Linked DNA regions of Homo sapiens: region 1 is linked to region 2. Evidence: chromatin contacts called from ENCODE Hi-C data. All regions are on one chromosome and are shown on one strand. The core of a region is the stretch at or near the end of the contact, and the rest is flanking DNA. Distances in the headings are between cores, read along the strand shown.

Region 1 (7,045 bases), core at 3,970-6,469, 300 kb after region 2:
TTTCCGGTATGTAGATGCAAAGTGAAAAGAAACAAAACATTAGGACCAATTTGTCATATAACCCACAAAAATTCACCTTATTCATTCATTGAACAGTAAGTTTTTGAGCACCTCCAATGTGCCCAGTAGTATTCTTAACACTAGGGATACAGGGTAGGAGAAGAAAAAACAATCAAGTTTTTTCTCTTCTGGAGCTTACATTCTAATGGAGAAAGACAGATAATAAATAATTTCAGGTATTGGCATAGCTTGTGTGGGATAACAAGATTGAGAGTGATTCAGGCAGTAGAGTCTGTCTTTAGTGGGATAGTCAGAGAAGCCCTTTTGGAGAAGATGACATTGAGATAAAGTTTGAAAGATGAAAAGAGACTCATCTAAATGCACCTGACTCAACAGATATGACAATCTGAGAAGAGGATTCCTAAAAGTAACTGATCTAGTGGTTTCTAAGCATTTTATTAATCATGCATCTTATTTTTAAAAATTTGGGGCACATACCCATGATAAATGTGTATTTATTTATAAATAAATTAGAAGTTATTTATTTATAAATAAATTAGAAGTTATTTATAAATAAATTAGAAGTTATTTATAAATAAATTAGAAGTTATTTATAAATAAATTAGAAGTTATTTATAAATAAATTAGAAGTTATTTATAAATAAATTAGAAGTTATTTATAAATAAAATAGAAGTTATTTATTTATAAATAAATTAGAAGTTATTTATTTATAAATAAATTAGAAGTTATTTATTTACAAATTAGAAGTTATTTATTTACAAATTAGAAGTTATTTATAAATTAGAAGTTATTTATAAATAAATTAGAAGTTATTTATAAATAAATTAGAAGTTATTTATAAATAAATTAGAAGTTATTTATAAATAAATTAGAAGTTATTTATAAATAAGTTATTTATAAATAGAAGTTATTTATAAATAAGTTATTTATAAATAGAAGTTATTTATAAATAAGTTATTTATAAATAGAAGTTATTTATAAATAAGTTATTTATAAATAAAAGTTATTTATAAATAAATTAGAAGTTATTTATAAATAAATTAGAAGTTATTTATTTATAAATTAGAAGTTATTTATTTATAAATAAATTAGAAGTTATTTATTTATAAATAAATTAGAAGTTCTTTATTGCCATAATAACGATACATCACCAACCACCCTGAAATTCAATGGCTTAAAACATCAAGCGTTTATTTAGCTCATGAATTTAAAAGTCAGCGTATACTCTGATTTCAGCTAGAAGGTTCTTCTCTTTCATGAGGCTCTTGTTACTCATTCACATGCCTGATGGTCAACTGGCATGAAGGGAGAGACTAGGCCACATGTCTGCATTCCTCTGGCAGACTCCAGCAGCCACATGTCGATGGCTGTGGCAAAGAACAAGAGAGAGAATGCAAGCCCCATCATGCAAACACTTCATAAGTTTCTTTTCATGGCATTTGCTCAGCCCATTGGCCAGAGTAAGTCACATGGCCAAGCTGCAAGTCAAAGGGCAGGGCAGGTTAGCCCACCCACCATAGGAGGGCACTGCAAAGTTATATGGCAAACAGCTTAGACACAGAAAGATGTAAAGAATTAGTTCCAATAATGCAATCTTTCTCCTGCAGTAATATATTACTGCTCAAATATATTACACATATCAGAAAGTATACACTCACAAATTGAAACTTTAAAGATGAGATAAAGAAAAATATAATTGGCATTTTATTTCACCATTCTGGGGCTGTATCCTTTGTGAAATATGCATCCCACATTACAGAGAGTTTCTCTTATCCATTCTTTTATGTATTTTTAATACTTTCAGACAACACCAAATCTGACTTGCTTTTAATAATCTTTCTTCTCTCTATGCCAAGGATCCTGCAAACTTTCTCTGTAATTCAACTCAAGGATTTAAGAAAAATACAGTAGTTTTCATTACTGTGAATTCTCCTGCAGCTGCAAAACAAATCCCTCCTGGACACTTATGTCTACAAATGCTCATGTATTAGGATGTAGGATAGACCTGTCTTTTTCATCTGTCAAATGGAGGTTATTTGTGAGCACTAATGTAATAGGAAACATATGTAAACTGCTAGCCTATAGTAAGTCTGCAATAAATAGAAGCTACCATAACTGACTAGTTGATAGTCTTTGTCACATGGAAGCAATAACCTTTGCTTCTACATTCATTTGGGAAGAAAATAAAACAGAAATGATTCTTTTTCTACTGAGGAAAAGAAAGAACCTATAAAACATACGAGAAGGTCAGCTGTTCCCTCATGGGAGAACTTCTGAGAGTCCAGATAAACAGGCCCACGCCTAAAGCAGCTCCAGCCATCTTGGGGCTCTCTGGATTGCCTGGGGGTAGGAAATGCACGGCACAGCTAAACAAGAACAATGGGCTCTATGATGAAGCTGTAATCATTGGCCTCCTGTGTGGGTATGGTTTTTTTCTTTTACTTTTTTTTTTTTTTTAGCCTCAACATATGACCACATTTTTTTTTCTTATTTTTTTTTTGCCGGGGGTTGGGGGGTGGAGGGCATGGGTATGTTTTCAAGTAGAAAAGAGTAAGTAGACTTTGAATGAACCATTTCCTTCTGAGTTTTCCAGGGCAAGTTAAAGCTGTAGAAACCAAACAGGAAACTACGGCATGAACTCACTCCTTCAAAAACTAACTTCTCAAAAAGAAAATTTATCTCTAGTTGAGGCACCATTTTGTCCCAGAGACCTTGCTCCCATCTTTCTTTCCCTAAGGTATGTTTTCATTACCTTGCCAATAGGTGGCACTTACAAGATCACTGAAATTATTTTATTTTTGTTCATTGATTGCTTTGAGGAAACCCATTTGAAAAATAAATTAGGTTGCAGTCAGGAAAATAGATACCAAGGTGAATATTTCAAACAGGGAATTTAATACAAGGAAATAGATAGTTGTTAGAAGACTAGAAGAAGAAAAAAAAGAAGACTGGAAAAGCAGAAAGAGAAAACTGAGATAATCCAGAGATTGGTAATTGCAGGGAGTAGCTATTGGCCCTAGAATTGGGAGAATAAATGGGAAAAGGTGTTGCCACCAGAAGCTAAGAGTCCACAGGAGGGGCCTCTGTGTAGCTGTTGCAAGGACTCCTAAATTGGCACCATGAGGCTGATGCCAGGAATGCCAAAAAATGCCTGAACCATAGCTATTGGCTGCAATTGGAGGAATGAAGGCAGAAACCAGAGGCAGGATTAGAGACCCTTATGTCCTCATACCATCTTCCAGTCTCTCATAGGCAGAACATAACTAGAAGACAGTGGGCAAGAGAATCTGGGAAATGTAGTTTGCAGACTCCCAGTTCTGGAATTATAAAATAAAATACAGAAGGGTGTCAGGCTTGGGACTAAGAGACAACATATAAATATCTGGCACAGAAAGTAATAGAGTTCTACCTCCTTCAGAAGTAGCACAGGAGCTATAGACGGGGTAAAGGCTCTTAGGCATTGTTACTACTTTTTATCTTATGGATTCCCAATTTTGGAGTGGTCTCCTTTTATGTCTTTAAAGTATGTTCCTCATTTTAGCCAATATGATGTGAGTGGAACATGACAGCATCATTGAGGGCACGGAGAAATGCAGGGAAGCTGAGGGTGTGGACAGCATCATTATTGCGCACCTTTCTGTGGATAGATTAATAGATCTCAAACTTACATTTGTGGCTTTGCTTTAGCTGTGCACACCTACCGCTTATTGTACCACTTACAAACATGTCAGAACTGTAATATACAGATGAGGGTTGTTATTATCCTGAAGGTAGTCACCCATGACCTCATTCTAACAGTGATTCCACTAATCAAGACATTCTTTGAATTCCACTGAGGAATTACCTTCAGAGTTTGTGACACATCCACTTGTTTCTAGGTTGTTAAATCTTTGTCTTTTTAAGGCTACATTCAGTATTTTAAAATAGTTAAGACACTTTAGTTTAAGATCGACACTTAGAGTAAACCATCAAGGTGGATATGACCGCTTGCTGCTACTGAATCTACTGTGCAGACTATAATTCAAAAGAGGAATTCCAAATATACTTGTTGCAATAATAGCATGAGTAAGTACAGCCTTTGAAGCTGGATCCTTTGAAGGACAACACGTATTGAGGCTTATAATAATTTTATCCAAAAAAGATCCATCTTCACCACCTCTAATTCCTTTGGAAAACAGAAAGAGTGTTATTTTGAAAAATAAGTTTTATTCCCTAGGATCATAAATTCCTGAATGCATGGACTACTGGGTGCCAAGATTGATTCCATTCCTTGTTCATTATGAGGGAAACAAACTTGTCTTGTTAAATGAGAAATCCAAGTATTCTCAAGTTTTGGAGAAAAATTTGATGCTTATCCTCATAATATATGGCAGGCCAGGATTTGTTGTTTAGTGAGTAAACTGCCAGGGGAAGGTCACATTCTGGCTTTGGGACCCAAGGCTAAGGAAAGTATGTACGTTTACAGCAGAATGGTTAAGCTTCCAGTTTGCAGAGTTGCTGAGCTAGCCAGTTTTCTTCAGTATATTAAGATGGATTGCGGAAATTTTGGTCACATTTCCAAACCCAACTCCTGCTAATGTGACAACTCATTCTGTGAGGTCACTTGGGTCAGTCTGGGGCCTTCAGCTTTTAATTCCCATCTAGGGAGAAATGGCTTGGCCTATGGAATGTGGAAAAAAAGTTCCCCAAAGCCAAGGAATCCTGAGTTCCTCCTGGAGCCAAGGAACAAGAAACAGATCACTTGTTGAGTCAAATTATTCACGAAATAGACAACATATAAATTAACTGTACATTTTCAACAAATTATTGGGGACCAGTCACACATAGCCTCCTAGCAGAAGAGATCTGTTCTCTAAAAATAGAGATTGAAGATATACAAAAATATTTGGATCATATTATACACATCAGATATTTATTCTTCTTTAAGCCAATTCTCTTTGCTTTTGACTTTTCACTCAAAGTTCAGCCAAAAAAAAAAGAAGTTTGGCTTAAGGGTGAAGCAAAGCCAGTGTGCAGAATGATCAAAAGTTGAAAATAAGCAGTTTATCTTAATTATTTTCTTCCTCAGTGTCTTCCTACTCTCTCCCATCCCCGCCATCCTGAACCCTTAAGTGACTTGTTTCCTCCAAGGCCTCTGCATTGGACTTCCGTGGATGTCTCATGTTCTAAACCAGGGGTCCCCAATCCCGGGCTGTGGAGTGGTACTTGTCTGTGGCCTGTTAGGAACCCGGCCACACAGCAGGAGATGAGTGGAGGGCCATCAATCATTACCGCCTAAGTTCTGCCTCCTGTCAGATCAACCACAGCGTTAGATTCTCATAGGAGTGGGAACCCTATTGTTAACTGCGCATGGGAGGGATCTAGGTTGCTTGCTCCTTATGAGAATCTAACTAATACCTGACAACCTGAGATGGAGCAGTTTCATCCCGAAACCATCCCCTCCCCCAACCCCGTCCATGGGAAAAATGGTCGTCCACAAAACCGGTCCCTGGTGCCAAAGAGGTTGGGGACCGCTGTTCTAAACTACCCCTTCCTGTCACTCACTCCTAAATCCAAACTCCCTTTAGGCCTCCTCCAGGGAAGGTTGACTAAACTTTCATCCAGAGGTGTGAGTCATGGTGTTAGTGACAAATGAAAGCTATTGTTCAGCTCACACAACTGGAGAGAGATCAGCCTGGGGTTCTTTGACTTTTGGTGTGGTCAATGACAAGAAACACACACCCGGACACAGGAAGGGGAACATCACACACCAGGGCCTGTTGTGGGGTGGGGGAGGGGGGAGGGGTAGCATTTGGAGATATACCTAACGTTAAATGACAAGTTACTGGGTGCAGCACACCAACATGGCACATGTATACATATGTAACTAACCTGCACGTTGTGCACATGTACCCTAGAACTTAAATAAAAAAAAGACACACCCACTCATGCAACCAAGAGGACTTTGAGATTAACCCACAATCTCACTTTATCACTGCCTCACATCACCCCTTGGTCCAGAAGTTGGGAGAAGGATATTCTCTACTGGAGCCAGAGGGCAGAGTCAGGGAGGAGCTTGTTTCCACAGCCTGAGGGTCTGATAAGCATAACGTATATAGAGTTGCTGGTGTAGAATGCACTCAATAAATGTTGGTCTTTGCCTCTTCTCAGTGGAGGCCAGCTTCAGCATGGGGGACCCTGGGATTGCATACATGATATATATATAATAATATTATTGCTTACACACCCTGTGCCAGGCACTCCTTCAATTCCTATAACAACTCTGTGAGGTAGATACCACACATTTCAAAAGTAGAAACTGAGGCCAAGAGAATTTAGGTGATCTGCCCAACTTATTCAGCTGGGAAGTGGATTCAGACCCACAAGTCTACTGTAGTCCGTTTCCTTCAGCTTATCTACACCACATTACCTCTCTTGGATGCCTGCTTGTATTTTGACTCTGCAGAAAAAGGCTGCATGACCTCTCACAAGAGACAGGGCAGTGAGTGACAGGAGGTGCATCATCAGCCTCAAAAAGGAGGCATACCCTTCCTTTTTTCGTGGGCTGGATGGAGCTGTGGTTCTCATCAGTGCCCTCAGTTTTGTGCAGCTGGCTCACTTCTCCATTTCATTCTAATCAGTCAACTGCACTATTCCAGGTTCAAACTAACCCTTACATCATCAAAACAAAAATATTTACACTGCTAAGCTAACGGCCACCTCAGCACGGATCAACAAGATGACCATATGCTTTACTGCCGTCTGCTGGAAAATTATGGCAACAACTACCCAAATACACAAAGCAAAGAGTGCCCCCCTGGAGTAGTGCAACGCAAAAATGTTTACAACTGTGACCAACAGCTCTGCTTAAAAGGCTTCTAGTAATTTAGCCAATACTCTGGGGATCAGAGGGAGTACATGAGGCATAAAAAACAGTCCCCAAGGAATTTTCACAGGGTTTTCTCTGGTAACTGATAACTAGTCCCATGGTATCTGCATTTTAAAACAGAAGCTTGTTAACCTAAATAAGTCTCCAATTAGTGG
Region 2 (6,505 bases), core at 828-3,327:
ACAAGAGCTCTGACCTCCTTCAGAAGTCATGGTTATCTAAGAAGAATGGGGTCTAAATTATTTTTATTTTATTTTATTTTTTTGAGACAGAGTCTTGCTCTGTCACCCAGGCTGGAGTGCAATGGCACAATCTCAGCTCACTGCAACCCTTGCTCCCAGGCTCAAGCAGTTCTTGTGCCTCAGCCTCCCGAGTAGCTGGGACTAGAGATGTGTGCAACCACATCTGGCTAATTTTTATATTTTAGTAGAGACGGGGTTTTGCCATGTTGGCCAGGCTGGTCTCAAACTGCTGACCTCAAGTGATCCGCCCACTTCGGATTCCCATAGTGCGGGATGACAGGCGTGAGCCACCGTGCCCAGCCAGAAAGGGGGTTAATTTATGTTTTCTTTATATTTACTAATACATAGGGGAGGAAGGTAATACTCATAATCCTCCCACGTAGAAAAGTGGCCCCCCAAATCTTCACTGAATGATCCAACTTCTTTTCCTTTGAAATAGGTGTTCTGGGGGAACCATGCAGAGGGCACACTCTGGGCAAGGGGTGCCTCCGGAGAACACAGGATACGTGTTAAGGACCTTAGGTGATGAGAGCAGAAAGTCACCTTCCAAAATGAACTCAGCCGGGGAGGGACCAAACTTGGAAAGTTTTCATGGAAACCGTTTCATCAAAGATATATATCTAGGAATTTTGTTATCTTAATTAACTCAGAGGTAGCACCATACTATGCTAAGAAGACTGAGTGTAAGACTTGTAATTACCTCTCTTTAGGCCGTTAACCCTATTTGGTTACTGTAAGCTTTTCAAGGATTGAGGCCGTGTGGTTGGTCATCTCTATATGCCCAATGCATAATAATGTGCCTGGTAGATAACAGACATTAAACAAACGCTTACTGAATGCATAAAACATGGGTCCTAGATATTCTAGGCTAATACCACTTTAAATAGTCCACTGCTTATGTACACTGGTTTGAGTTCAGAAACATTGATCATCAGAGAGTTAGGTCTGAATGTGACTGATGGAATTTCCGGGAATTTCCAAGAGATACTTCTCAGCAGTAGCCACTATACCAGCCATTTTTCGTATTTCTCAATCATTCATTCATTTTAGTAAAGGTAGAATCAGACAGAAATGAAGACTACTCCAGAAGTGAAGGAAGCGAGAAATTTATAGAACCTGAAATTGGTTCCTGGTCTTCATATTTCAGCAACTTCAGAATTTTTTTTAAATCCTCTAAGACCTTTTTAAACAGTCATTTATTGAAGTCTTACTAAGTAGCAGCCTTATACTCAGTGCTAAGAATACAAAAATCAGTAAGACAGAACACACAGATCTGAAAATAGATAAATTACAATCCAAGTTGGATAGTGTTTGTATTATGTAGGATGTCTTCAGTTGCAAGTAACAGAAAAGAAATAATGGCTAAAAAAAAGAAATGTTTAATCATCTCACAAATCATGAAAGACTAAAAGTAGATGGTTCCACATTGGTCCAGCAGTTCAATGATATCATAAAAAAAATCCAATACTCTGTCTTTTCACTATTCTATCCTTTGTCCTTGGCTTATTGCCTCATGGTCACAGAATCGTTGCTGTAGCTCCAAGTAACATGTTTGCACACAATTGCATTTAAGTCAGGCAGGAAGGAACTTACTGTTTCTCTTTATAGCAGGAAACAAAAATCTTCTGAGATAAGCTGACCAATAGACTTTTTCTTTCGTCTCATTGGTTAGAACTGGGTCACTTGCCCATTCCCAAATCAATCATGAGAAAAGGGGAATGGGATTGCCATGGTTGGCATAAGCCAATGATGCTTTATTCTCTCAGGCTGGAGGAAGGGGCTGCATCTTCCTTGAGCATGTTGCTACCACCTAAAAAACTGGATCCTATAACCTAAAGAAGGTGAAAAGAAGAGCAGAGGAGAAGTTAACCAACGTGTTTGCCACAGGGTTAAGCACAGAGTTGAGTGAATCAGTGTACCTTATTTTTTCTAATTTGATGCCAAATCTTCAGCTCCACCTCCCTTCCCTAGCATAAGGCCAACAGCCCAAGGCTACAAGAAAACCTGGCCTTTCCCTGACACTGCCTTGGCCTTGATTGCCTCAGTGCGGAGAGTAAAACAAGCTGTCAGACTCAGCTCCTGCCCTATCCTTGAGCTCTAATAACCTCAAGCTTTTACAATTCCAACCAAGTTTAAAATTCTAGCTTGTTGATGTGAGTGGGAGTTTGGAATGCTGGAGGGGAAGGGTGAAAGTCAGGTCAACAAATGAGATTTGAAGTGGTTTTCCTTCCTCAAACGCAAGCCTCACATCAGGACTCTGAACTCAAATGGCCTCTCCTGAATGAGAGGGAGGGGGACACATGTAGGGAAGGCCAGGAGAGCCCAGCCATGGGTGTAGCTGAATGTTGTTTCAGAGAAAAAACAAGATTTCTCTCCCTGAAGACCACTGGGTACTACTTTCAGAATTTACATAAGAGAGAAATAAGGTGCGATCTCAATCTGGGGAAGAAAGTTAAGGAGGTGATTGGAGGAGGACTCTGTGGAGGATGTGGCTTTGTTCAACACATCCGTAGACACTGGTTTTACAAGGCCACGATCGATATGCTACTGATATATAATAGATGATATGATTGATATGATACAATATGATTTAATGTAATACAGTAGTATAGCAATTCAATATAATGATACCAGTAACTAAAATTCATTGATCATTCACTGTGTGATTAACACAATGCAATGAATTATCCTTACAGGACTACTCATAATCATACTTACAGGCAAGTTTCATTATAATCCACAGGCTGAGCAAAGTCACTCTGTTAAACGGTGGACTCAGGACTCAGGACTGCAGGGCTCTCTGCCTCTAGAACCCTCCTCTTCACCATTTTGCTATTTTGCTTCCATTTGTCTCTTTCCTACCTGGGTGTTAATGCATATAGTAGTGAAAAGGCCAAGTGGTGACTACAGACAAAGACACTAAGCAAGGTTAAGTGAAAAACAGCTCATTGGGATAAATATTTCACTGGCTAGAAAAAACGAAAGAAATAACACCAAAAAGTTATTTTAAATGTTCAGAGAACAAAAGAGTTAAAAGTTTCTTGTTTTAAAGAGTTCAAGAAAGTAAAAAACATAAGAGGAAATACAGTTTTGATAGGAATTATATAAACAGATGAACTTCTTTCTCCATCATAGAATGCATGAACATTTATGTGTGTATTATGGAGATTTTGCAATGCCCTTGTGGTTTTTTTGGCAGTCATTCTCTAGCCTATATAGTTCACTCTTTTTCTAACTAACTCAAACACTCACTTTATTCTTTCATTCATTCATTTACCTAGTCATCCGTCAGATGTTTATTCAGTCTCTTCCACGCACTGGGTACCAAGGAGGATAATGGAAGCTTAAGAATAAAGAGACACTGTCTCCTGCCTTAAATGGGATGGAATTTAGTATGCTCAAAAGGCAATTTTCCCCTTCAGATCCCCCTCAGACTCACTCCATTGCCTGTGAATGGTCCTGTGCAATAGAGAGAACTCCTTTAGCCCTCTGGCATGTGGTATCGCCGTACTGCAGGGAGTTGCCTATCTCTGATTTAGGACTGGAAGTGGAGGTTCAGAAGATGAGAAAATGTGGAGAACAGAGGACAGTAGATATGTTCCCTGTCTGTCTGATTGAAGCGAATTCTGGTTCAGGAACCCCCTGGGAAGTTCTATGACTTCAATATCCTATGGGATTTTGAAAACATCAAAGCTTCCTGGAATTGATCAACCCATCTTGGTTCCTTAAGATTTCCCTTCCACCTACTGGGAGGCACTAAGCTAAGGGTAGGGTAGGTACATGGGGCAATGTTTATTTCCGGCCCCACTCTAGAGCTAACCTCTGCTACTGGATGCCTGAAACCACATGCCTGATTGTAGCCTTTGGCTTGACTCAAGAATCCTAATGAACCTCTCCAGCACATTTCTCTGTGTACTGGAGAACCAGTGATGAACACTATTCTTGAAACATCGCTAGAATTGTCCATACTTCTTTTCTGTATGACACCTCTTTTCATTTGGTTGTTTTCTTTTAAATTTTATTTTGCTAAAATTCATAGTGAGGTAGGTTTACATTCTCACAAAATATAATACAGGCAATCAAGAGATAGTCTAGGAGCCTCTCTTAAGGCTCCTATTACACACAGCCCCCAAGTACTGGGACCCCTTCAGACCATCTCATTTTTAGGAGGTGTTCCCAATCACTAACAATGGCCTGTGTCAAAATGCCTCCCCATAGTGATAGCCAACGTCCTGAGCAGGTGTCTATGTCTCAGGCAGCTGGTCTCTGTAAGGGGTATCCAATTATGATGAGGCTCCAGGAAGACGTATATGGGTGTAATGAGAAGGATGACGGAATGGGACCCAGGAGACACCCCACAACCACTATCACCAAAGCCTGGACATTTGTTCCTGCCCATTTCTATGCCCATATTTCCTCCTTTGCAAAATAAATAGTTCAGACTAGAAGAGGCCTCAGGTGCTATCGAGCTTAGACGATTTATGACCTTCTGAGTACTGTAAGTGTTACCTGCTTTGGCAGTTTGCACTAAGAATCGGACTTTAGAGATTTGGCACACTCTGATGTTTGTTCAGTTGGTAAGTGTGCTCAGTTTTTGTGGCATGTGTCTACAAAGCACAAAAGCCTTGGTTTCTCTGGACTTCTGAAGTGCAAGAGATTGATAGCAATCCCAGCCCATTCCCAGGGAGAGACGCAGAAACAACTCTGTGAAAGGTTACTTTGGTCTCTATGGGAACCACTCTGTGCCCTTGACAGAGAAGACAGCTTGGGGAAGGGAGGCACATCCGAGAGCTCTGAAGCCTGGGCAGAATGCCCCATGGGCCCACAATGCCACATACCTGTGAATGGAGAGAAGGGAACAGGCAGTCCCAGTGTGCATATTTGGAATCCAAAGTCCTATTTGACCTTAGATATTTGGAAGTAGGTGGGACCTGGAAATGCTAACACCCAGAGGCCGTGCAGTGTAGTGGAAAGAGAACTGGCTTTGGAATCAGAGGTTCTGGTTTGACTCTCAGCTCTGCCCTTACTAGCTACGTGACTTGGAGAAGGTCTCCTAACCCTGCTGAGTGTGGGTTTTCTTGTCTGTCCAGTGAGAAGCATTAGGTCTTTCCTGATGATCTCATAGGGCTGATGTTTCTGGTTACTTTTCCTGCACACAGTGTACAACCCCCGCCCCCCGTGATGCGTCAGTCACAGTCTAACAACAATATTAAGGAAGGATAATGATAAAGTTAATTTTTGTGGAGAATATAACATTGATGATATTGCTACCCACTGTTGCATTCTTAATATGTACTAGGCACTCTGATAAGGACTTCAGAAACATTAATTCATCACCTGAGATCACATGGTTGGTAAATCACATGGCAGAACTAAACTCAGACGCTCTGACTCCAGAGCCAAGGTCTTAACCCAGTGCGTGGTTCATCCCTCCTAAGCCAACAACCAGATTTCTTCCAGTCCTGGCTTGTAGAGAGTGAGAAAGATGTGCTGGCTTGTCTACTCACATATTAACAAACAAACAAACAAACAAATAATTAAGCAAATCAGTCAAATCCTTTAAAAGAGTCAAACACAGCAACTTTGGAAAATCATATGTTAAAAGATATTTATGGATCAGATTAAATAAATAAATAAATGTATGAAAAAAATGTGATTCTATTTTCACTAATGGTTAACCAACATTGCTTATTGCCTATGTATGACCTTTTCTTTGGCTTGTATCAAACAGGTATTTGTCCCACCCATCCACCCAGCTAAAAAACAAGCAAAAAAAAGTACTGAACATCTTCTCTGTACCAAATATCCATGAAGTGCTCAGATTTAATGGTGATTGAGGTGTTTCTGCCCTCAAGCATCAGTCTAACCAAAGATACAGACAGAAAATTCAGTAGAGTATGACAGTGCTTTGATAGGGAAATGAACAGGGTACTAAGGACAGACAGAAAATAAGAAGTTAATTCAGTCTGAATATGTCAGAGAAAACTTCCCAGAAAAGGTGACAGCTAGGTTGAGTGGGAGTCAAACTGTTGGTAGGAAGGCACATGGAGAGGAGAGAAGGGGAAGGACATTTGGGAAGTGGGAGTGTCTTATGTGATGGACAAGAGGCAAGAGAAGTGTGACCCACTCAGAGAGCCAAAAGAAGTTCACAGTGGCTGAAACACAGAGTCTAAGGACTGGAGAGGTGACAGCTGAAACACAGGCCATATCATGCAGGGCCACATAGAGTTTTGAATTTTATTGTAATCACACTGAGAATTAATTGAAGGGTTCAAGCCAGGGCCTAAGGAGTGGGTCATAATCCCATTTGTGTGTTAGGAAGATGATTCCGGCTGCAGCATGGAGAATGGATCTGTGAGGGGAAAAAGGGGTGACTAACAGAACATAGGACTAGTTACAGAGTATTGAAATAATCCAGCCAACAGATGAAGATGACCACCCAGGT

Evidence for each region. A loop is a pair of places that touch in the nucleus more often than their neighbours do. Pooled maps may share reads with other maps.
Region 1: a loop to region 2 is called in a map of ovary, with 5 times the contacts of the local background. The contact joins two enhancer-like sites. A Hi-C loop is called at or near these places in 2 of 168 maps with a recorded cell type or tissue (cardiac septum and ovary) and 6 of 50 pooled maps.

What each region holds. Positions count from the first base shown.
Region 1 is chr9:2,721,500-2,728,544 of GRCh38, forward strand. The region is part of intron 1 of KCNV2 (potassium voltage-gated channel modifier subfamily V member 2); the gene reads left to right. Among named protein-coding and RNA genes, the nearest start is that of KCNV2, 7.5 kb to the left of the region's middle. RefSeq lists a silencer at 5,870-6,164. Within about 2 kb of position 5,220, at least 2 of the 41 ENCODE cell types and tissues checked have a DNase peak (open chromatin) inside an H3K27ac peak, as active enhancers do.
Region 2 is chr9:2,422,619-2,429,123 of GRCh38, forward strand. It overlaps LOC101930053 (a long non-coding RNA gene), which reads right to left. Exons shown (of 6, transcript XR_001746603.2): 4 at 2,779-2,922; 5 at 1,654-1,892. The region is part of intron 2 of LOC105375956 (a long non-coding RNA gene); the gene reads left to right. Among named protein-coding and RNA genes, the nearest start is that of VLDLR, 200 kb to the right of the region's middle. Within about 2 kb of position 2,078, at least 2 of the 41 ENCODE cell types and tissues checked have a DNase peak (open chromatin) inside an H3K27ac peak, as active enhancers do.